Linked DNA regions of Mus musculus: region 1 is linked to region 2. The links are chromatin loops, found by intact Hi-C in ENCODE. Cell type or tissue: left cerebral cortex. All regions are shown on one strand. Links, peaks and the distances in the headings refer to the core of each region. The heading gives the core; the rest is flanking DNA. Region 1 overlaps Camta1 (calmodulin binding transcription activator 1). Region 2 overlaps Camta1 (calmodulin binding transcription activator 1).

Evidence for each region. A loop is a pair of places that touch in the nucleus more often than their neighbours do. Peaks named below come from ENCODE experiments on the same cell type or tissue, not always from the same donor. Only the 100,000 strongest peaks of a DNase experiment are listed, where the experiment ranks them.
Region 1: a loop joins it to region 2, with 1.9 times the contacts of the local background. A loop is called at or near these places in 4 of 42 quality-filtered maps.

Annotation. Positions count from the first base shown.
Region 1 is chr4:151,330,033-151,342,192 of GRCm38, reverse strand. All of the region lies in intron 5 of Camta1 (calmodulin binding transcription activator 1), which reads left to right. Among named protein-coding and RNA genes, the nearest start is that of Gm45960, 110 kb to the right of the region's middle. In left cerebral cortex, for the core only: a CTCF peak has its summit at 6,656 (motif pointing left); DNase peaks (open chromatin) are centred at 2,552 and 6,646.
Region 2 is chr4:151,466,992-151,479,151 of GRCm38, reverse strand. All of the region lies in intron 4 of Camta1 (calmodulin binding transcription activator 1), which reads left to right. Among named protein-coding and RNA genes, the nearest start is that of Gm30344, 17 kb to the right of the region's middle. In left cerebral cortex, for the core only: no CTCF peak of the experiment used is centred there; DNase peaks (open chromatin) are centred at 4,788 and 6,847.

The sequences.
Region 1 (12,160 bases), core at 1,659-9,658, 140 kb after region 2:
AGAGAGAGAGAGAGAGAGAGAGAGAGAGAGAGAGAGAGAGAGACAACTGTGTACAGATGCATGTGCATATGTGTACAAAGGCCTGAACTTAACATCAGACGCCTTCCTTGATTGCTCTTTATCTTCTTTATTGATGCAAGGTCCCACCTGGACCCAGAGCTTGCCCATGTGGCTTTATAGACATCAGTTTGCTCCACACCCCACCCCCTCCATGTCTTCTGAGTGCTGTAATTACAAGCAGGCCACAATGCCTACCTGGTTTTTACATGGGTCATGGGAGTATGAACTCTGGTCTTCACACTTGATCGAAAGTACTTCAACCACTAAGCTATATCCCAGGTTCTCTCAACCTACTTTTTTTGAGACAGGATTTCTCAGTGAATCTGGAGCCCACCAGGGGCTGAGAGGGCTAACTGACCAGTGGGCTCTAGGATCCACCTGTCTGCCTCCCCCGCACTGGGATTTCAGATGGCCAAACTCTCTGTGTTTCCGCCCTGCCGCTGGGATGCCAGAATGCTGGCACGCTGCTCAGAGAAGGCGAAGTGCAGTCTGAAGTAGGGGTCTCAGTCCGTGTTTCTCCATGTGAAAACACCAAGGACTGGGGCAGGTGTTGTGGTTCTCAAACTCCTGTGTACACCACTGGGGACCACAAGGAGTTGGGAACAGGGGTCCGAAGACCCACAATGAGCCCAAGGCTGGGTGGGATCCAATTTGTTTCCAAGTAAGTGTCAGAAGTACAGAAGGGCTGGAAGACAGGCCTTCTATGGGAGATTAGGCATGGCTCTTTATGTCAAAGACCTCCCCACCCCCACCCCCCATCCCCGCAGCAGTCCTTGATGAAGGAGACTGTCCTTGCTTGTCCAAACTGTTTTATTTGTGTTGGGTGAGGTTGCGTACATCTTACTCAGGGTGAGCCAGGGATTAAATACCTTTTGCAGAAAGGAATGCCCAGAACAGGCAGCTCATTGGCTAAACATTGGAGCCTGTCTAGGCATCTCATTAGCATGGAGAACTCTAGGTGTTTGCAATACATGACCGGTTGTCATAGTCCTCTTTGAGGCGTGTCGTAGTCACATTCTCCAGGACAGGAACCTGGTCTGGAGTTGATTCTAATGCCTACCGTTCTCAGTTATGAGATTTACCAGGGGTTTTTGAATCTGCTTAACCTTACCAGTTCCTTGTCGGCTGACGTGGTTCTACTTGCCATACAGCCGACGTTACACAGAGATGTTTTTAATGAGTGTCGGGGATCTGACGTCACGCCCTCACACTTAGACAGCGAGAGGTTCACTCACTGAGCTATCTGCCTGGCACCTTTCTTGCCAGCGTTCTTCTCCGAGCAGACACAAGCCCTTTGTTCTATATGTGGCTCGCAAGGAGGCCCTCCTTGGAAGAAGAACATTGGTAAGAAAGGTCCCTAGCTTGTCACCTCACCTTCACACTCATCTGCAATGTGTCTCATAGGACAGGTGACCTTAATTCAATAAGGTCAAGTTTCTCAATGCTTTGGTGGTGGTGGGGTAGTGGTGGTAGTGGTGGGTGGTGGTGGTTGGGGCTTTTCTGTTTTTGTTTGTGACTGGCCAATATCAAAACAAGGGTTGCTTCAGCCAGAACACAAAAGTTCTATGTGGTTTTTTGCTAGTGTACAGTTTTAAGTCTATCTGTGACTTGCCTAACGATTGTATTTGCTTATGGTGTGAGTATCAATTGAGGATTTTTTTTCTCTCTCTCCTTAATGTGGATATCCAATTTCTCAAGCAGTATGAACTGAAGTGACCGTCTTCTGTCCACAGAGTTGCCTCTGCACTCGCATTGAAAATCGATTGACTGTATGGGTGAGGTTCTATTTCAGGCCTCCTTTATTGGTATCTGTCTCTTTGCCAGGTGCACATTGTCTTGATTACTGTAGCTTGATTCCGAAAAACCAGGTAGGGTGTGTCTCGCAGCTTCATTCTTTGTCCTAATTGTTTTGGCAAGTCTCCCTCCTTTGCCTTTCTGGGTAAATTTAAAAATTCATTTGTTAATTCCTACAGAAAGCATGTCCTGCTGGGATTCTGATCAGAACTGCATTGTGTCTATAGACTGTCTGATCTGGGGGATGCTCACGGGTGCTGACAGCTCGTGGCTACCCAGGCTCCCATAAGTCAGCCCGGTGCCTGGCTCTCCTTCCTGGTCTCTGATCTCTTTCATCAGCCCTTCACAGTTTCCAGAACACGGATCCTGCCCGCATCTTGTTAGATTACATCTGAACATTCTTTTCAGGCTGTGATGCTGTCACAACCCCCACCCCACCCCCCCAGCGGCGCATGGATGCTCCTCAGAAGGCAATTGCTTCTTGCTCTTGTACAAGGACCTGAGTTCTGAGATTAGGGTGCCCCATTCCTGCTGCCTGCTCCCTCCCTGCTCACCCTGGAACTATGTCCTTGGTCTCCAGAGTGCGTTCTGGGAACTAGGTCACTGGGCTACAGTCCCAGACAGACTCTGAGTCACCTTGAAGGAGTGAGTCACTAGCTCTGTAGTTTTCCTCTCCCTGAAATGAGAACTGAGTCACCTGCTCTCTTCTCAGTCTAGGAACACTGGAGCTGGTGACAAGGGCTGCACAGGCCTCGAGCTCCTGCTGGAATAGCTGAAGCTTGAAGAGGCACCGCTGTCCAATCCAGGCGCTGTTATGATCTGCTCGTGGGAGAAGTAGATGCAGGGGAGTGGGCAGAAGATGAGTCAGGAGGCATTAACCCAGCGGGCTGCCCCCCGCCACACACACACACACACACACACATATACACAGTGTCTCCTCAGACCCAGGCTTGGCTTGTTTCCTTCCTCCAACCCCAACTTTCTCTTCTACCCACTGGAACCAGCCTGAGCTTTGTCTGTGTGCGCACACAGCTGCCACAGGGAACCTGTCGGTCTCTCAGGCCATTGCCACCCTGTCCTTATGGGGGTTGGTTGGTTGTCCCATATTCTAAACTAGAGAGAACAAGGAACTCTGATTTACTCTGTGGCAGACACGGGACCCATCAGATGCCTTTGTGGGGACAGAGCCAAGTCACACAGTAGCTCCCTCCAGGTCTCTCGCTCTCCCTCCCCCTCCTGGCCTCAGGTCTGCAGTTAGTCAGGTCTGCAGCAAGCACAAATCGGGCCAGGCCAGTGGGCTATAGTATGAAGAGGGGTGATCAAACGCTGATGGAGAGTCGGGGACACAAGCATTAATTCAAAACTAGAAAAGAATCAAAGGGCAAAACACATCACAGAAACCTTAGAGTGGTCTGCCCTCAGAGTTCCTGCCAGACTCCACTGGTAGGAAATGTCTCCAAGCATTTTCTAGAACCGACAATCTCTATGTTTTATTCTTACACTTAAAAAGGCCCCGGCACAAAAGGTGCTTAGAGTATCTGATGAGTGAATGAATGAATGAACGAGCAAATGAGTGAATGAATAAATGAACATATGGATGAATAAATGAATGAGTGGGTAAATGAATGGGTGAATGAACGAACGAACGAATGAATGAATGAATGAATGAATGAATGAATGAGTGAGTGTTATATGCCAGGGACTCTGCTAGGAATTTGGGGAAAATAAGAAGCTCACAGCTCAGTGAGGGAAGAAGACACAGAAATAACAGTAACACTTGGTGGAGAAGGAGAGATGGCTCCCAAAGTATGTAGTGAAGACAAGAAAACCAGGGAGGGCTTCCCAGAGGAGGTGACTCTGGGCTTTCAAGGAAGCACATGAACTGGTCAGGGGATGTGAGGGAGTCCTAGGGACAGGAGGATTTGGGAATGTAATGGGGGTCCTGCCAACAGAACCTTACAAGTTCTGCCCATGGTGGCTGTCTGAAGACAAGGACATGACCATGGTCCAGCTCAGCCTGAGATGATAGCCTGGGCTGATCCTCTGTGGGGGGGGAGAGGTTGGAGTTGCCTCCTGCCAGCCGTACCGGCCCCTCTGCTGTTCAGTAACTCCCCCTTGCCACAGGGCCACGCGGATGCTGGCTTATTACATAATGGCCAACAGTGTCACTGGAGGTGTCCCTCGACTCTGGCTTCCGAGGGGACCCTGAAAGCCCTAAGTGCTCCCTCCCTAAACACACAGGTGGGGAGTCTCTGAATTTCACAAATACGACCTCTGTGTGCTTGGTGCCCCCCCCAAAGTCGCACAGGTGGGGCTTGACCTCATACTCTGGCTCTTCTCTGTGAATCACTTGGCCAGGCACCCAGGTTAGCAAAGGGGAGCAAGCTGGCCTCCAGCAAGGACACTGCTTCAGCTACCGCCTTCTGAAGGAGGAGGAACAAGCACCTTGTCCAATGCTCCGAAGGCAATCAGAGCAGTTCCAGGATGGACTGCTCTAAAGGACCTTCCCCATAAGGGGAAGCTCCTAGGAGGGCGTCAGGCCCCTGACTCTGGGCTGCCCCGCCCCCTGTAGTGTTTGGAAAGCAGATGCAAACAGCCACGCCCCCCGCTGGGCTTCTTGCCGTGACCCAGTCACATGTGAGAGAGAAGCAAACGTGTTCCACGCGTGCTTTCCTGGCTTTTCTTTTTCTTAAAACAACAACAAAAAGAACATACTTGCTATTTGTGACTTGTGTAGCGATAATTTAGTGGCTAACAGTAACACTGATCCTAGCATCTTACAGTTCTGAACATCTGAAGTCAAACCCAGTCCCAGTCCCACCCCAACCCCAACCCCCTACATAGACATGCCCAGGGCTTTGTCTCCTGACAATCACAGTTCATCCTGCAGGCTCCTACAGGAGGCTTCGGGAGAGACCCTATTTCCCTCCAGTCTCTGGCTTTGGGGCATCTCTTGGCACACAACCACCTGTATTCAAAGCCACAACTCTGCCTTTCTCTGACCTTCCTCTCATCTCAGCTGCACGCCCCCTCTGACCACAGCCAGAGAAGGGGCTCCGCTTCTAGAACTGCCAGCCTCTGCAGTGTCCCATCTGAGTAACCTTCTGGCTCAGGGCCCCAATCCCAACCCAGCTGCACAGTCCCTTCTGCCACGAATGACATTGAGTTGTGTGTTCCAGAGAGGTACGCACGGACATTTCTGAACGGCCATCCTCCTGCCTATGTTAATGTGCTCATGTGGCTCAAAATCAAAGAGGTACTAAAATGAAAGAGGTGTCCACTGAGCGCTCGCTCGCTTGCACCGGCTTTCTTGCCGCGGCCGGTGTTTCTCTGTACTGATGCACATGGCAGTGCACTGGCGCCTCTGCACACGTCCCATCCGTTTGCTCAGAGCTGTGTCATATTTTTTGGATTTAATGAGCTACTCCAGAGAGTGTCTGCCACTGTTGCAGGGAACTTTTTTGCTACCTCCTCTGATTTTACTTTTTCCAAACTCACAGCGCCATAACTCACTGCTGTTGGTTTTTTTCTATGAGAAATACTATATGTGGAGTGCGCCCGTGCATACATCACTTGCTGCTTGCACAAGTACAGACGCGGGACGCATTCCAGAAATGGGATCGCTGAGGCAGAGGGCAAATGTGCTTGCCGTTTCTAGTTTGGTACAGTTCACCTGTCACTCTCCCTCGTCCTTACGTAACCATTGTTTAGCGGTCTGCCACGGTGACCTTGGCTCTTAGTCTCTCATCACTAATGCGTGGTTGTTGGACCATGCTTCGAATGCAATATTGTTTTAACCTTTTGTGTGTTCATGTGTGCAAGTGTGCACATGCCACAGTGTGGATTTGTGGGTCAGAGGACAACCCTGGGAGTCAGTCCTTGCTTTCTACCTTCAGAGACAAGTCTCTCTTTTGTCATTTGCTGCTGTTGTACATCCGGGTAGCTGACTCTCAAATTTCCAGGAAGTCTCCTGTGTCCACCTCTAGGGATGATGGGATTACAGGCACTTATGTCATGTGGATATTGGGGATTTGAACTCAGGTCCTCATGTTTGAATGGTGAGTCACCAGTCTCAATGTGGTATCCACACTGTCCACTCTTCACCCCACCCCTGAAATGCCCTTTGCCCTCCCTTTCCTGTGCAGATCTGGTCCTTTTTGCTATCTCTGAGAGCTCACCCCCATACCCTTCTTACAGAACATGTACTTAGACACTGGCTTTTGGTGTTCCTTTGCTGTGCTGACCCTCTGGTATCCCCAGAAAGACAGCGTCCACAGCACAAACTTCTCTATCTGTATACATCTCTGGAATGCAGTCTTTCTGCCTCCATCAACACAGAGCTGGAGACAGAAGGTTGTATTCTTGCTGTTGTCCATTAGGCAGGGACCTCTCAGCTGCCAGCTTCTTGGGGACTGTCTTCAGTATTCAATGCTATTTCTAGAGTCTGGCTGAGGGTCCCCTGCAAGAAGCCCAGCTGAGCCCTTTCCTTTGGGGCAATGGGAAAACTACTTATAACACACTTTAAGAAAGTCTTTGCCGAACAAGGAAATTGATATAAGCAATTTCAAGTCTCTAATAGAACCAATCTGCACCGGGAAGCCTCCAGTTAATGACCAGCGTAAAATAAAGGTCTTTTTAGTGTAACAGTAGATTATCCATTACTTTTACAGTTGAGCTGGAATAAAAAATATCAGGAAAGTGAGTGGCAGTGGCGTTGAGCAGTATACCTCAGGTCCTTGTGTTTGTGCGGGGTGAGTCTGGGCTGAAGGCTTGCCTCCCTGCTGGCGCCTCTGCCCTGCCCCCTGCAGGTCACTGGGAGGTACTGCCTCCATAGACTGCATCTGAGATCCCCTTTTCTGCTGCAGCAGGATATCCCGTTTGGGTGACAGTCCATTGGCCTTGGATGTCAGTTTTTTCTGCCCGAGCTTCCTTCGTGTGCTAACCTGTAAATGAGGGTGGCACCAAGCGACCCTTGTGGGTGAGTGGTAGGTTTCTGTGAACGCACTCGAGGCTAGCTCAGCGCCCTTGAGGCAGCGCCAGCCTGGCTCGGTTGAGGGAGGAATGCTGCTGGCTGGGGCAGCACCGTCCCAGCAGTTGAGGGCCAGGCAGGGCTACTGTTCTGTACAGAGCTGCGTGGTGGGACGAGAGGGACCTTGGAAGCTTTTGCTGCTGACGGTGAGTAGTGAGTTGTGCCCTTTGAACTTCAGCTCAGGTTCCAGAGAGGCTGGTAGAGCACAGGAAGAGGTTAGACTATAGGAACACGGGCACCCACTACGGGCAACGCTGGGGTTTCGCAGCCGTGTAGGCTCAATGCCTGCTCTCCCAAGAGACTTTGGGAGAAATCGTAAGTCTCTAGGTTGCTGGAGGATGGGGGATGGGAAGGACCCCATCAAGTCCTCAGGCAGCGGCAAGGAAAGGCATGTGGAAGTCTGGTGACCATGGCTCCAGCACCCCTAACAGGAGCACCAAGTCCAGACAACGGCAGGGAAGGGGGTTGTGTTAGGGCATAGTTTCCACTTTAGGGAACTCAAAGTGCTGTTCTGAGATTGGGGGTGGGGAGGGGAGTGGAGAACAGAAGCTACCATGGAGGTCGAGTGTCCAGCCCAGAGGTGCAGCCAGGATGCGGACAAGACTCTTTTAGTGTGCTCCTGGGAAATGCCCTCACAATAGCCTTTGTTTTGTCTCTGTCGTGGTAAAGTGCTCATGGCCAACACACACACACAGAGGAATGCACACGCTTGCACATACACACATATGTATGCTATACACATACATACTGCAGACACACCACACATGTATGCTGGAGGCTGACTTCTCTGCACTATATACATACATACCACATATGTGAACACACTGTGCACATATACACCACACACACATGAAACACGTGCACATGCTATACATGTACATACCATATATACATCACACACTATACACATATATACAGCACACATCACACACAAGTACAATACATATACACACCATCCACTGGCACACATACACATACTATAGACATACACACCATGCACATGTATATACACTATACTATACACATAAACACACATATATGTCACACACAAATACTACACATACACACCATTCACACACAAACATGTCACACACATGCACAAATACCATATACATACATACATATCACATGCACATACCATAATACAGATACATAATGCACATACAGATAACACAAACACACACAAAGAACCCATACCACATACTATACATCTTCATACTGTGCACACATAGATACTACACACACATATACCACACATACTATACACATACATACAGCATGCATGCACAGACATCACACATACACATATATATCATGTGCATGACACACACATATATCACATGCCACAAGCAAGTTCTTACAGAGGCTAAGCATTTTGTCCAAGGTATAGGAGTTTTGATACCTAATGCTTTTTGTCTTTCAAAGTAGTATGTATGTATGTATGTATGTATGTATGTATGTATGTATGTAAGAATGTATGCGTGCATGCCATGAAGTTCATGTGGAGTTCAGATGACAACTCAGAAGGATTGGCTCTTTCTTTCTACCATGTGGGTTCCAGGGATCAAACTCAGGTTGTCAGTCTTGATGGCAAGCACCATTATCCACAAGCCATCCCACCAGCACCTACTTAGCGTTTATGAAAAAAAATCTCTAAGGGGAAAGAGCAAACTCCCCACCTGGGGTTCCAAGTTCTTCTCCTCTCAGATAAATTGTCAAATGCGTTTAGAGCTTATGGGCCTTCTCTGTTGGCCTGAGAGCCAAGGCCTGGACCTGTTTGAGGGGCACAGGCCACGTAAGCCATGGAGCATGATGAACCCAGTGTGCCAGGTCTATTGGTGGTCAGCCACTGCCTTGAGGCAATGAGCTTTTAAGGGATGGTGACTGGAAGCTTGGTGGTTCAAAGAACAGGGGATCTTGACCTCATAGTCTCTCCTCCTTGCAGAAAAGCATTCAGGTCAAATGGCAGTTGGTTTAAAGTTGAGCTAGGCCCTAACAAAATACCTGGCAAAAGTGGTTTAGGGACAGAGGGGTTATTCAGCTCACAGTTTCAGAAAGTAGCATCCATTGTGCAGGGAAGGCAGGGTGCCAGGAGCTAGGCAGCTGGTCACACCCATTGGAAGACAGGAGAGGAGTGCTGTGCCCAGCCCCCTTCTTAATCCTTCTGGGGTCCCAGTCTCTGGGGTGCTGCCCCCCACATTCAGAGTGGGCCCTCCCTCCTCAGTTAAATCTCTCTGGAAGCATCCTTAAACACGTGCCTAAAGGTGTGCGCCCTAGATGCACGGTTACACTGGGAGCCACCATAAGACAGAACTGGGAGTGGAAAGTTGGGAGTCGCTTGCTCCAAGGCAGCCTGTCAGAAAATAGAAAACCTGTGGGAAGAGGGAGAGCCACAGCCAGGGAAAGTGACCCTGAGAAAACCTGTGGCGAGTGAACTCCCCGTGGCTGAGCAGTGTCAAGGCTGCTTCAGCAAGGTGGCCTAAGCACTTAGATGGTCAGAACCCCGACAGTGGTCAGGAGTCTTCACAGGGCTCAGAGCCTGCTGCATGGCATTGTGGGTAAGCTTTCTGGCTCACAATCCCTGATTCAGCAACACCTTCAGGAAGACCCTGATGAATATTCATGGCCAGCAACTATGGACTGCAGAGCATGTCCATCACAGCTCGCGGTGTAGATCTCCTGACTGGAGAGTCCTTGAGCACGGACCACACAGTGACGTGTCTGTATCAAACATGGCTGCTGTGCACATAGCCCAGGAGGCTGCAAGCCCCTCACGACATCAAAATGCAAGTACCACTGAGACCCCAGGCCGTGGGAACCTGACATGCTCTGCCGGTGGTGTCGCATACTACACGTGAAGGACATTTTCCCAAGATCCCTGGAAGACTCGTGAGTCTCTAGTGTGCATAGCAGGTGTGTGTGCTCACGAGTATGTGCACGCCTTTGAGTATCTCTTTGCAGAGCCGCGTAGATTCCGTGGTGCACAATACTCTCATCACAGTCGGCCTGGATCCCAGGCAGCTGTCTGCTCTGTTCCTTGGGATAACGAGACAGCAGCTGACTCAGAATAGACCCCCACCTCCTTCACTGGCAAAATCACCCAGCTGCATTTGGCAGGGGGCAGGGCAGTGCCTGGGGTAGGTTTTTTTAGACATTTCAAAGCTTCCCCAGGCTCTGTGCACTAGCGTAAGGGCTCAGACACTCCTTGAACACAGTGCCTGGGTGTGACCCAGCCTGACACCCAATGCCATTGTTCAGGAGGCCCACTGGAGCCCTCTGCCTGTCTAGGATACACCACCACTGTGAATGGCTACCATCTTCCATCCACGGAAGCAGTCCTCTGACTATAGGAAAATGTCTGTTTGGGCTGGTGAGATGGCTCAGTGGGTAAGAGCACCTGACTGCTCTTCCGAAGGTCCGGAGTTCAAATCCCAGCAACCACATGGTGGCTCACAACCATCCGTAACGAGATCTGACTCCCTCTTCTGGAGTGTCTGAAGACAGCTACAGTGTACTTACATATAACCAATAAATAAATCTTAAAAAAAAAAAAGAACTAGAATTAAGTTTAATTAATTAAATGACAAACACAATGCCCACTGGAAGGGAACACTTCTCTCTTCCGTGCTGATGGAGAGGACCGAAGCCACCCTTAACAGCAGCCAGCCGTGTGAACTTCATAAGGAGGGGCCAGTTCGAAGAGATTCGTGGTCTGTTGTCAGACTGTGTAAATATGTCTGAAGGGTGAAGGGATGAGCGATTACGATAGAATCCAGACAGCTTTTGGATGTGACCCAAGGAAAACGAGTCTGAGATCCTAGGACCCCTGTGGACCTTCCCAGCCCCTTCCCTGCTTTGCCATCAAAACCTAGAAATCACAAGGCCCTGTAGCACACACGCACATGGGCATGAGCACACACGTACATACACACAGAGATCATAGAAATAAAATATGTGTGGTTGGTAGGCTTTAATGCTCTGCCTGTCTAACTCCAGGTTCCTACTCTCTAGAGCATGGTCTCCCTATAGGCTCCGAGCTTCCCGACATTGGCAGGATATGCCAATGTCCTCAGTTTCCCCATCTGGAAACTAAAACTAGTTCAGTTGTATCTTCAGCGCCCCCTGTTGGCCACTGTGAGGACTAGTCGCTGTGAAATGGTCAGAAGGGAGGACCCGTGCCCGTGCAGGGCCCTGTGTAGACTTTGGATATATTCATGTCTGAGCCCACAGTATACTCCTCGGAACCCGGATTTGAGGAAGTGTGTTTTTCAGGGGTTGACCACCTCAGGGATGATAACTACAAATCAGGATCTTGAGAAAGGGACTCGCGTGGGGTCTGGAGAGAGAGCCAGGGCAAGGCTGCTCTCAGCCCCAGCTACAGCAGCCTGAGTGGTGTGGGCACGCCTGCTTGCATACACCCAGATGGGCACGTTCTGTTGACAATCATCTGGAAGTCTGCCTCAGGTCCCCTCCCCCCCCACCCCCACTCCACCCCCGCCGCCTTTTCCTTTCAGTGAGATGGGAACACCTGGGCATTTTTAGCCACAGTAGCTTTTGTCAATGAATATAAATCTTCCAGTCACCAAAATACTTACTCTGCCTCAGTTTCTTTATCAGCAAAATGGGCTACTACATCTCTTGTCCATCTCCTAGGGGCAAGGTGAGTTAACTGTGAGTTAACTTGAAAAACGTCATAGAACCAGCTGTCTGGTGCTTCTGAGATTCTATATGTGTTCTACATTCATTCGTTCATTCATTCGTCATTCATTCGTTCATTGGTATGTGTCATAGAGGAAAGTGATCTTAAGGTAGAGTACTGTCTCAGTTAGGGTTTTACTGCTGTGAAGAGACACCATGACCAAGGCAATTCTTATAAGGACAACATTTAATTGGGGCTGGCTTATAGGTTCAGAGGTTCAGCCCATATTCATCACGTCAGGAACATGGCAGCATCCAGGCAGACATGGTGCAGGAGTAGCTGAGAGTTCAACATCTTCATCTGAAGACTGCTAGCAGAATACTGACTTCCAGGCAGCTAGGATAAGCCCACATCCACAGTGCCACGCCTACTCCAACAAGACCACACCTTCTAATAGTGCCACTCCCTAAGCAGAGCAAATACAAACCATCACATGATCTAAAGGTAGAGTAGGCACAAGGATAGACAGGCAAACACTTTGAGAGGGCTCTTAGGGTCTCTATTAGTCAAGTGAACTATCCATCCTTCAAGAATTGCCCAATGGCACCTCCTCCTTAAGGCTGCAGGAGGGTCATGGA
Region 2 (12,160 bases), core at 2,037-10,036:
CATGCTCCTGAGAGGAAATGTTTGAATTCAGAGGACATAACTATACAACACTCCACCTCTTCTGCCTGGTACCCTCTACAGGGCTCCCTCTGACTTAGAGTCTCTGGGCAGACACCAGGCCAAAGCTATTGCCTTGCCATTGGCTATAATTGGTTCCTGACAAGGTCCTGGGTGAATGATCATCCCTTCTAGGAATGGTACACGGTGTACCTGGAGGAAATAGCTACCTCCGTAGCCCCACTAACTCGTTGGTTGCCTGTTACTTGGGATTTAGCATCTTCCAGGGGCCTCATGGCACATTTGACTCTGTCAACTTTTTCCCCTGGGAACTTGGGCTTGACACAAATCTTTGAGTGACCCCAATGATTCCTTTGTCTGGTTTCCCATCTCCATTCCCTTGGATTGCCTTGGTGCTTGGTTGCATGATGAATATGTCTGAGATCCATCCATTTCATAATGGTCTACTATGGGGTTCAGCAAAGCCACTAAAGCTCAAAATAGTTACAAGGTCCCTGATGAATTAACGTCTTCTTTTTTTTTTCAATTTGTTTATTCATGTATTTTATGTATTTGAACACTCTGCCTTAATGCACATCAGAAGAGGGCATCAGATCCCATTACAGATGCTTGTGAGCCACCATGTGGTTGCCGGGAATTGAACTCAGGACCTCTGGAAGAGCAGCCAATGCTCTTAACTGCCGAGCCATCTCTCCAGCTCTAATTTCTTAATTTTTAATATAGGGCTTTTATTTACTCTTCTAGCATTTCATACACATAGACAATACAATTTAATTACACTCATCCCTCTAAACTTCAGGATGCCCCCACATCTTCATCAACTTCATGGTCTTTTCCCCCTTCCTTTAAATAAAGAGCAACCCACTGTGTCTAACTAGTGTTCCCATATGAATGTGGTATCCAGGAGCCTATGGCCAACCTAACAAGGGCCCCACCCCTAAAGAAAACTCTTCGTTCTTTAGCAGCCATGAGTCAGTCACTCCTCAGCGAGGGGTGGAGGCCCATGAGCCCGTCCCCACCCACACTGCACTGTTGACTGGCCTGATTTGCACAGTCCTGCGAATACAACCACAGCTGCCATGAGTGTGGGTCTTGACAAGTCCAGATGGCGCTGGTTTCCTCTGCTCCCCCTAACCTTGGGCGCCCATGGTCTTTCTACCCTCTCTTCCATTCCACTAACTTCTTTGTTGGCTTTCCTTTGAACACAGCCCCACCCAGAACACCATCCTCGGAACCCTCAGTTCCATCAGTAATATCTGCCCTTCCTCTGCCATCTAGTCCCAGAGAGGAACTCAAATAGGCTCCCGTGGGAACCTCAGTTGGCAGGACCTGAGCGTCCCTAATGGCTCCCATGGACCTGTCCATCAGGGACCAAGTTCCTTTGCACTGTCTCAGATTCTCCAGCTCTTGTCTGAGGAGTGACGATACGGTACTCAGATCTTCCACTCCCGAGGCACTCAGAGTGTAGCCCCGTGGGCCTCCCTGTCCTGCAGAGTCTCAGGCCAGCCTGTGAGAAGCTCTCATTTCGTTGTGATTATGAGCCTTTAGAGACTGAACCGTCTCTCCATCTCTCCAGCTTTCATTTCTCTTTAAAAAGCCTTCCCCAGCTTTAGCAGTTCAGATGGAGAGCAATCCCTGATTGTCGTACGTTCCCTGGACGCCCTCACACAGGCAAAACCAGGGACTTTTCCTCTATGTCAAAGGTCAGGTCCGAGGCACAGCTTCTGGTGCGCATGCCTCCCACTCTTCCCCCCTCCCCTGTTTCCCCCATGGGCTTATAGTTCTTGAATCCCAGGAGTGGATCTTCAGCATGGATGCATCTTAAGTTCCTTTCCCCTTGGCTGTGGGAAATAGCAAGCTGACACCTTCATATTCATTCTCTCTCTCTCTCTCTCTCTCTCTCTCTCTCTCTCTCTCTCTCTCTCTCTCTCTCTCTCTCTCTCTCTCTCTCTCTCTCCCAGTCAGAGACTAACCTGACTTCTGTAAGTCATCCTCTCATGAGTCCTACCTTCTGTGGCTCTGTGGCATCTCCTTTCCCTGCAGACAACACACATAGAATTGGCTCCGTTGCATGTCTTATTGCCCACAGCTGGGGCCGTGCAACTATTAGCAGAACCTGCTTGCAATTCTGCCCCATATGTCTAATACCAATGAGTTCCATTTCTCCAGACACTGGGAGGGGGTGCTCTGTACTCTCTTGGTGGGCCCCATTCATTAAGGAAGCATGTCACCCACTTACATGGAGGAAGGTGGCCACTCTGGGATTGCCCCTAAGAACATGCCACACTCAGGCTTCTCAGTATCTGTTAGCGTGTCTTATCATCCACGGCAGACAGCACACCATGTACTGGATAGGAACAGGTGTTTCTTGTAGGTTTTGTGAGCTTCCTGAGGCTTATGAGTTTCTTAGGGCTTGCAAGCCTCTCTTCTCTCTCAAGTGGGAGATGTTGCAATTCAAATGGTTGCACAGGGGCTGCCTCAACCCTGTGGCTCATCAAGATTGTCCCTATGGATGCTCCGGTCTCAGACAGACCAGCCTCAGTTGCACATCCCAGAGTGACCTACACCAGGGGCTGCGCAGCTGCTCTTCACAGAGGATCTCTGGTTCTGATAGTATCTGGGTGCCTGTGGTGCTACGTGACACCCTGGAAAGAGGTGAAAACCACCCAGAGAGGGCACTGACAATAGACCAAAGAAATGATGCTACCTAAGTTTAGCTTGGTGAATCAGCGAGTTTATTTGGACATCCTACAGGAGCATATGGGGGTCTGGCGGTTGTTAAAAAACCCACCCCAGCATGGGTGGTGACACACAAAATTTCTGGAGCTCTCTGCCCAAACTGTAGGCAGCTCCTCTGAAGAGTTTCTCTCCTACCCAATAGTTGACTGCTTCCTGAATCTTGTAGGTTTTGTGAGCTTCCTGAGGCTTATGAGTTTCTTAGGCCTTGCAAGCCTCTCTTCTCTCTCAAGTGGGAGATGTTGCAATTCAAATGGTTGCACAGGGGCTGCCTCAACCCTGTGGCTCTTATCCTCCCAGAAGGTCAGGAATCTCACTCGTTACTCTAGAAGGCCATGGCTGGTACGGTCTGAGCTCAGCAGGGAGAAAGGAACTCCTTTCTGTGCCCCTAGCCCAGCACATCCACCCATGGCTGTTACCCTACCGGAGTGCTTCCAGAGCACACATGTCTGAGTCCACAGGCCTAGAGACATGGCTCTGAGACTGAGTACTAACCACTGTGGCAGAGGACCCAGGTTTGGTTCCCAGCACCCACATGGTGGCTCACAACCATCTGTAGCTCCGATTCTAGGGGCACGACGCCCTTTTCTTGCTTCTCCAGGCACTGCATAACTGTTATGCACAGACATACATGCAGGCAACTCACCCGTAGACACGAAATAAAAATAAATCATAAAAACCAAACCCAATAACTATGTCCCAGGAGCCAAGCACGCTCCTTATCTCAGCCCACTGCCATGGGTCCAGCTTTGACTTTTGACCTCCTCCAAACCCCAGGTACAGACGGGAAGTGTCCAAGAGCGGAGAGACACAGCAGAGATGGTGTCTGAGGAAAGACTTGTAATCATTAAAGCCACACCATCTCCTGTTTCCCACCCTTCAGGCCTCACACCCCTCAGACAGTGACACAGCTGCCCCCCTCCAATCTGGTCTTGTGGTCACTTAGCGGCAGAGTATGTCCTGGTGGGGAACTCGCCAAGGAGCCTGCCAGGCAGCAGGGCCAGAGGCAGGAAATGCTGGGCTTCTTCACAGATTGATGGCATGGCTTTCTCAGAAGCCATCACGCAGAACATTAGAGGCAACTCAGAAAGGATTGAATTCTGTAAGAGAAGCCTCCCTGATGGGAAGTGCCCTGTGACGGGGGACACGGTGGCGCTCGGCTGGAGCCGTAGGTGACAGTGTTCAGTCAGGCGTGACATTTATTTACTTGTCCGTTCATTCACCCATTTGTTCATTTGCATGTCTGATGGACACCCAAGTGCTCCAGCTTGTGCCACAAAGAGTGCTGACACACAAGGGCTCAGAGAGCGACAGAGCCCTTTGGTCTTGGGAAAGGTATTCTTCCAGAACGGAGCAGGCTCGATCAGGCTCACTGACCGTGCCCTTGGTTATGAGACTTGAGCCCTTCCTAAAACCTTCCCAGGTAGCGTGACATACCATAAAGCAGGTCTTGGGGACGGGGGCATGGACCACAGTGAAGGGCACAGCCTCTGAATTCATGGATCAAGTCAGGATCCCTGAGCGTTGCTGCTCACTGGCTGTGGAATCAGGGCCGGAGACCTTGCATTCGAGTCATTGGAATAGTTTGGAGATAATAAACTCCTGGTCCATCAAGGGAGATAAATCCAGGAAGGGAATGGGAGAGTCTGACAGAATAGCCAGGGAGACCTGTGACAATTTGGTGCCGTGTGATAAACTGTTTTCCAAACCATGTACACACACACACACACACACACACACACACACACACACACACCCCGGCTTGCTATGAGCCCATCCTAGCAGGAAGCAGCAATTCTGCTCTAGAAGCCACCTGAGCCCCGTGCTCCCGTGTGAGGGTAGTGGGGCCCTGACTGCAGGTGACGGGGTATTGAGCTGCCTTCCTGCAGGCACGTCACACGGGCTTCTCATAATGTCAGCCGGCTCTGGGAAATGGACCAGGCGTGATTTCCAGCTAAATGAAATACTTCAGGGCCATCAGCTAAACGGATGATACTGTCGGGAAAATCCCTTGCGTGTTGTGTCAGACAGGCCGTGGGACCTGCAAAGCTGATGTTTTCTGTCCCCATCAGGGTGATGATTCATCGCCTGGCCCAGCTCCTCGGACCCTCTGGCTATGAGGATCCGAGCTGCAGGTCTGCGTGTGCCTGCTGGGGGAGGCAGAGGCTTAGCGTGTGGGGCACACCTAATCCCTTCCTGCACTCCCTGCCGTCCCTTCCCCGTTCCGGGCTCCTTTCCTTTGCCCTGTCAACGACAGGCTAAGGCACCTTTTAGACCATGTCCTTGCATGTCCTTGCAAGTCCCACTTCATGCCCCGACTTTGAAATAGTATCTGGGCTTGGGTGGGGGTGAACTTGCATCTGTTGGGTTGTGAATGCTGGCCCTCCTAGAGGTGCTCCAGGGGCCATGCCGCCACATGGGACACTTCATGGCTCCTTGCACAGCACACCCCTCTGCCTTTGGCGGTGTCCCATCCATGTGTTGACTTTCTTGCCTCACAGAGGAGTTTGTCAACAAGCTGACTGTGTCTCCAATCCTGGTTTCCCATGTTCTCTCCTCCTAAGCCCAGCTTCTCCCTCTTCTTGGTGTCTTGCCTGCCTAGGAGCAGCCGAGAGAGTCCGGCACACACTCTCTGCAGCATTGAGAATTCTTTCTCTCTGAATCTCCTTTCCTTGCTGAAGAGGGCACCTCCCTTATCCCCAGCCCCACGAGCCACCCCTTGGTACATCTTACCATGAGCCACAACTTGGGGCTCTGCTGCCCCTTCATGATCTAACAACTTGAATGTTTCTCCAAGTATATGCCAGGCCGTCATGACAAAGCTGAGCTAGTCTCTGACCTTGCTAGGCTTACAGCCCAAAGAGGAAGGAGATTGCAACAGGGCAGTGTGTGTATATACGTGTGTGTCCATGTGCCTGTCTGTGCCTGTGCCTACTCATGCATATAAGAGTGCACACATGTGCACATACATGCATATAAGAGTGCACACATGTGCACATACATGCCTGTGCCTCTATGTGTGAGTCTTTGTGCTTTAGGAGTGGATGCTAGACAGGGAGAGCAAGGCTGCTTGGGAAACACATACTGGGTCATCATGAGGTCAAGAAGACTTCGTGGAGGAAGTGACTCTTACCTTCGTGACCAGATATAAGTAATTGTGGCTTATGAATCAGGCTTATAGGATATTAGCCAAGGATTATGGCTCACCAGCAGTCACTGTCCCAAAATGCACAGGGAGTTGCTGAGATTACAGGGAAGAAACTATTCCAAATAAATGGTAATGAAAAGTGACGGCAGTAAGCACTCCTTCTGTGGATTCCTGGTTCCTTGGGCTCTGCGGGGCCAAGCTTTGCTAAGAACCCTTCCTGGCGTGCAATAACTCTCAGCTCCCCAAGAATAAGGAGATTAGACGCTCCCTCTCTCAGCATTCACGTGGCTCATGAATATGCAAGGCAACTTCCTTTTAATCTCAAATTTTATTTTATTAGATGCATTTAACTTTATTAGATCGCAGTTTTCCGCTCGCATCTGTGGGAGATTTAATGAAGGCACCATCCCATCTTCTGGGCTCTGTTAAGGAGTTGGGCGGAAGACTGCCCAATGGCCTGGTTAGCCCCGAGGGTCAGAGAGCTTGTGAGTACTTGATGATGACAGCACATTTATAAACCATAGTCACTCCCTTGAACAGTCACGACAGATGCGTGGCCATGTGCCCCACTGCACCTCTGCAGGGTCTCGCTGGAAACAGGAGGCTGGAGCCTGTCACAGGAGCCTCTGGGTCCTCCAGAGCTGGTTTGATTATAGGTGAGGCTGTAAGCTTACCTGAAAATAGAGTGGCGGTTTAAGGTCAGGCTGTGAACAAGCTATCAATGAACTTGGCAAGCCTGGACTAGTTGGCCAGGGTGCATGAGCCCTGCCCTGTCCCAGGCAGTGCCATTGTGGGGTGGCTCAGCTTCTACTCAAAAGAAAGAGGCAAAATTGGAACTGGCCAAATTGGAGTGGATTGTCTTTGAGCACACACAGAAATCCAAGATAGAAACAGATTTCTAAAACTATTTTCACTTGCTAAAATTAAGGATTTTTTTACAGGAAATCTGCTGCGTACTGGCTTTATTTTTAAACAGCATCATCATTTTGGAGAAACGTACCAGATCTGAGACTCTCCGTGCCTGCAGGCTGGCAGAGTGTAGAGGCTGAGCTGGGGTCAGCTGGTTATCAAGGGCAAGGCAGGAGGACCAGTCCACCCTCTCACCGTGGGAGTATTTAAAACTGGCAGGTGTCCTTGCCCAGCCCTCTGCCAGGGCCCTGGATGGCAGTGTCTTCTGGATGGACCGATGGCATCTTGCCACCCCTACTACAGTGCCATTTTTCTGCCATCCTACATGGCTGCTGCCCCAAGTCTTGGTTCACAGTATGGCACATCCTCACTACTGTGGCCTCTGAATGGCAGAAAGCATGGTGACCTGACCCAGCCTCCTTGAACCAGAGTCTCCCTGTCTGAGACAAGCAGGTTGGAAGTAAGTCTACTAAAGCAAAGGGGGAAGGGCAGGGAGCCTGCTGGAGTGGGCAGCACACTGAGGCAGGACTATGGTCACCTTTCTCCTCTTCTCCCACAGGACTCTGTTACTCCCCACATCAGTGACCTGGGGACTTGTCTGACACTAGCAAGCAGCAGGGTTATTCTTTTAAACTGGGTGTGTACAGCCTGTGGTCACTGGGTAAAGTGCCCGCTGTGCAAACATGAGGACCCCAGTTTGATCCCCAGCACCCACATAAAAGCCAGACATGACAGTGTGTATACAAACCCTCAGGTCCGAGGAGGTGGAGACAGGAGGATCCCTGAGACCAGCCAATCTAGATGAAGTGGTAAGCTTCGGGTTCATTGAGAGTCTCTGTCTCAAGAGTAAGGTGGAGAGCAATGAAGAAAGATACCTGACATTGACCTCTGACCTCCACATGTATACTCAGGCTAATGTGGTCCCCCTACACACACACACAACACAACACATATATGCACGCACATGCACACCCACAAATGCACACAGACATACATACACACAGACACAGACATACACACACAGAAACACATACACACAACGCATATACACAGCCAAACACACACACACACAAACAAACACATAGACACACACACACACAGGGACAGACACAGACACACATACACATATACACACACAGGGACTCATATGCACAAACATACACTCACACATACACAAAAGACACAGACACAGACACACACACACACACACACACACACACTCCTTAGACACATCAATTTGAAAACATTGGGTTTATGAAGCTTGGACTTGTCTCTCTTGGGGGAGTGGTCCTAAGAATACGTGAGCATGTCCAGTCACCCGTAAGGACTGGTGAGGTGGGCACCCCAGGCAAGGTTGATGTTAATGAGTCCAGAGAAGTGAGACTCATCCTGGGTTTTAATGACTAGAGGGGAACAGAAACTGTCCTAGGACCCTGGAGTTAAACACTCCATGGAAACAGGGTATGTCCCAGGACTAACAGCAGGATGTCCCAACCTCACGTCTCTGTGTCTGTCTCCTCTCTGAAAGAGGTTGCAGGCACAGAACCACATACTCCTCTCATCTATGAGTTCTCAGAGTGGCACTCTCAATTTGGAAGCCTGGTACCCACTCTCCTCCAGTGATGGCTGAGCATCCTTCCTGGAAGGAGGAGACTGAGCAGCCTTCTTCCAGACCCAGCCTTCTCTGTGGATGCTGGAGTTCCAATCAAGCTATCTCTCCATCCCAGCCGGAGCAACGTGTCTGTATTCCCTGTCAGACATTAGGCTGTGCTCAATGTTTATCTCCCTATGTCCCCGTGCTTCCATACCAGTGCAGCAGCCTCTGTCCTTCCTGAGGAGGTTGACTGAAGCAGTTTGGATATATGAGCCCAACACATGCATGCTAAATTGCTCATTTGTGGGGCAGTATTCCTGCATGCTGTCTTGCTCTTCTCAAGTGGGAGCAACAGTCCACTATAACAAGGGTGTTGCCCTGTGTCTGGCTTACAGTGGACTCTGAGGGAGACTGCTGGCTGCCAGGGAAGAAAGGCCTGAAGTGAGCCCATGCCAGGAATGCTTTGTTCCTGACACCTGCCTGAGGTCACCTGCCTGAGGTCATCCTGGTTGGGCTCTTTGCTCCTCCTTCCAGCCACCCAGATCCCCTGGCAATAAAGCATCGCTTTCTATTAAATGATGTGTCTGACATTTACCAAATTTTTATGTGACAATTTAGAAGGATCCGGTTGCATTAAACAGCCTTATTAATATTGCAGTAACATGATTAGGGGAACATCGTAGCTGTTAGACCATGAGGCTCTGATTTATGAGCTCTGGAGAGAGGAGGTGCCCAGGTCCCTGTGGACCAAACACCTGCAGCTCGAGTCTCGCCATAACTAATAAAAGTCAGGGGCGGATCCGGAGGGTGCTGTAGAATGGGGCTGCCATCCAGGACTCTGGAAGGCAGGACCATGAGTGTCCATGATTAGGGACTGGACAGGGGGATGGGATACCCAGGACGTGTCAACTCCCCGGAAAGCCTCTTCTCAAAGGGCACAAGCTGGGTGAGGCTTTTTCCTGAGGCTCTGAATTCAGGCTTAGCTTCTGGAAAAGGCCATGTGGTCAAAATGCATGCCTGGGATCAGACCTCTCGATCCAGGATAATGCTAGGGCCACCATGACAGCTATGTGAACTTTTGAAACCATCTGCCTCTCTGGATCCATCTTGGAGAGGAATGAGAGCATGGTATCTCCTACCCATGAGTCACTGCAAGAATCAGGCAGGGTCCAGACAGTTCCTGACTCAGAGTCTCCTGTGAATGGAGGTCACCACTCAGGGCTCTCATGCTTGGGAGCTCAAGCCCAAAAGATCCAGGAGAGGTAATGGGCAGCTAGGATGACTTCTGGTGTCAGTCACAGCCTCTGGGAACAAGGTCAGATGGGGAGGAGCTGGTGCAGATGGCTCCTCCAAGATGTGATCGTTTGGGCCTCCAAGGCCTGTTGTGTAGCTTTTCTTGTAGAAGAGCTTTCATCCTGACTACCACATGGCTTAGCTCTATGCCCACTGCTGATCAGACACCATAGACCAAGGGACCCTTAAGAGCTTGGGACGGGGTCATGGTTGAAACTGTATGAAAGGAAGCAGATCTAGTCTCACACAGCTAAGGGCTCCCAACCTGGGGGGTGCAGTCAAGTCCACACGATGAAGCCAATAGACGCCTCCCTTATGAGCAGATCAAGGCAACATATTCCCTCTGGGCTGGGTCTGAAGCTATAAACAGGCAGGTCTTAGAGGCAGAATGGGCAGGAAGGGGGAAGGAAGCAGAGGTGTCGGCCCAGATATGAGTTCTAAGCCATGACATGGGCTGGGCAGCCAGACACAATTCTCTTCTGCATCATGCAGACCCGTGCAGGTCCAGCTAGCTGCACACCACAGCCCCATATGTCACCTAGAGACACTTGGTACGCAACCTCTGTGGTGGGTCTTCTTCTGGAGAGCCAAGCGGCTGCTTTGAGCTCAGAGTGAAGATCTCTCTCTCTCTTCATGGCAACTCTAGGGCTGGGAGCAATCCTGCTTTGCCAAGCGTGGTGGTGGAGACGTACGGCCTGGCAGGGCAGACTTGTCAGGGCCAGTTGCCATGTAGAGGCTAAGTCCCCTTCAGCTCCCAAATGGAGGTGAGCCCATCTGAGAGCAGAGCCAGAGGGACTCCTGCTCTGAGTCTATGTGTTTCCTGCCCCAGGAGCCAAGCTGTAAGCCCTTGGTTACCTCACCTACAGGACTGAAAGAGCCAGTAGAGTCAGCCTCCAGGTACAGACATGGTTCATTGGAGCTCTGCCTGCTGTAACTGAGCAAGGCTCACTGGAAGCTATGGGTGTGGTGCTATGCCACGTTGTGGGGTCACCTGGACAGGACTGGGCCTCCTACGCTCACTGCCTGGAGAAGCCACCACCCACCTTCCACCCTTCCTGATCAGGTTGCAACCAGAATATGGCTCTTTTGCCAGAATGAATTTTTTATGGTTTGCACTAAAGCAAAAAAAAAAAAAAAAAAAAGTTAAAAACAATTTCTGCCTCAACACATAGAATTCCCACTGTGACCCATCTTCCTCACTGGCTTTTATGAATCTGCTTGTTCATAGTCCTCATTTCTCCCTAGAGTACAAACTCCCTGGGGCCTAAGACAGGCTCCATGGTCCTGGCTTGCCTGGGTGCCCAGTGTTTACGGTGAAAGGGGCCCAGTGTTTACAGTGGTCCCTGGCTCTCCCTAGAAGAAAATTCCGTGTGATGTTTACACAGCAATCCCTTTACAGTAGCCTCTCCTTGCCCATCTTTCTCTTAATAGTTATGGATTATGGAAAAGAAGAACAAAGCCCATTAAGAGGTTCCCCTACATTTGATTTGAGGAAGTTTTCATCGGAACGGCTCCATTTATTGGCCTTTAGCGGGCCTCCTTAGTCCCTTCTCGCACAATGAATATTGCCTTGTCTCCTTGAGAAAAATTGATTTCAACCAGGAAGGAGAATCGCAAGCTCCCTCCTCCTCCTTCTCGTCTTCTCTTTTTAATTTTTTTTTTCCTCCCACGGAGACAGAATTTATCTCTTAGGTAGGTGGGGGGAAGCAGGAATAATTGGACCAGAGGCTAATTCCCCGAGATTCATTGTCTCGAAAGCTCCCACCAGAGTGTGGGAAGCTTGCCTTGAATTGCGTGCTAATGATAAATGACAACTTCAACAGACCCTCACATTGAGATGTTTAGTCCTTCCTGCGAGGAGATGACACATTAATTTTCTCCCAGATTTACATTGGATTATTAATAAAATATCGGTGGTGGGATGTGACAGGTGAGGGTCGGTGGGAGCGCCAGGCCCCACCGTGGAGGCATGGACTTGGCCAGATGAGACGCGCTGGGTTAGAGCACGAAGCAAGCTCCGGGTGGCATTTGAAATGATGTTCCTGTTGCCCTGTGGGGCTGGGGAGTCTGAGCCTGGGCTGCAACATGCTTCGGGACTAGAAAGTTCTTTTCCTTTGCAACTGTTTGTATCTGAAATTGTGCGGCTGATGTTTCCTGTCCTCTTTGCTCCTTTTGTTTGACCAAATTCGCCAAACACAGAATCATGTTTTCTGTTCCTTTCCATTCTTGGTTATTTTTCTGTTCGGCAAGCATTTGTGAAGTACGCGTGCTGTTTACAAGTTAGACAGGGCGAGGAGGCCGAAGAACTAGCCGAGCCAAGCTGAGCAGCAGACAGATGAGACAGATGTGACAGATGTAGTTCACGCAGTGGGTGTGGCTCAAAGAGAAGACCCGCAGAGGCTTGCGGTTCAATCCCCAGCAGTGCAGCCGCTCCAGAAGCCATCCTCCCTCCTCAAGCTCGT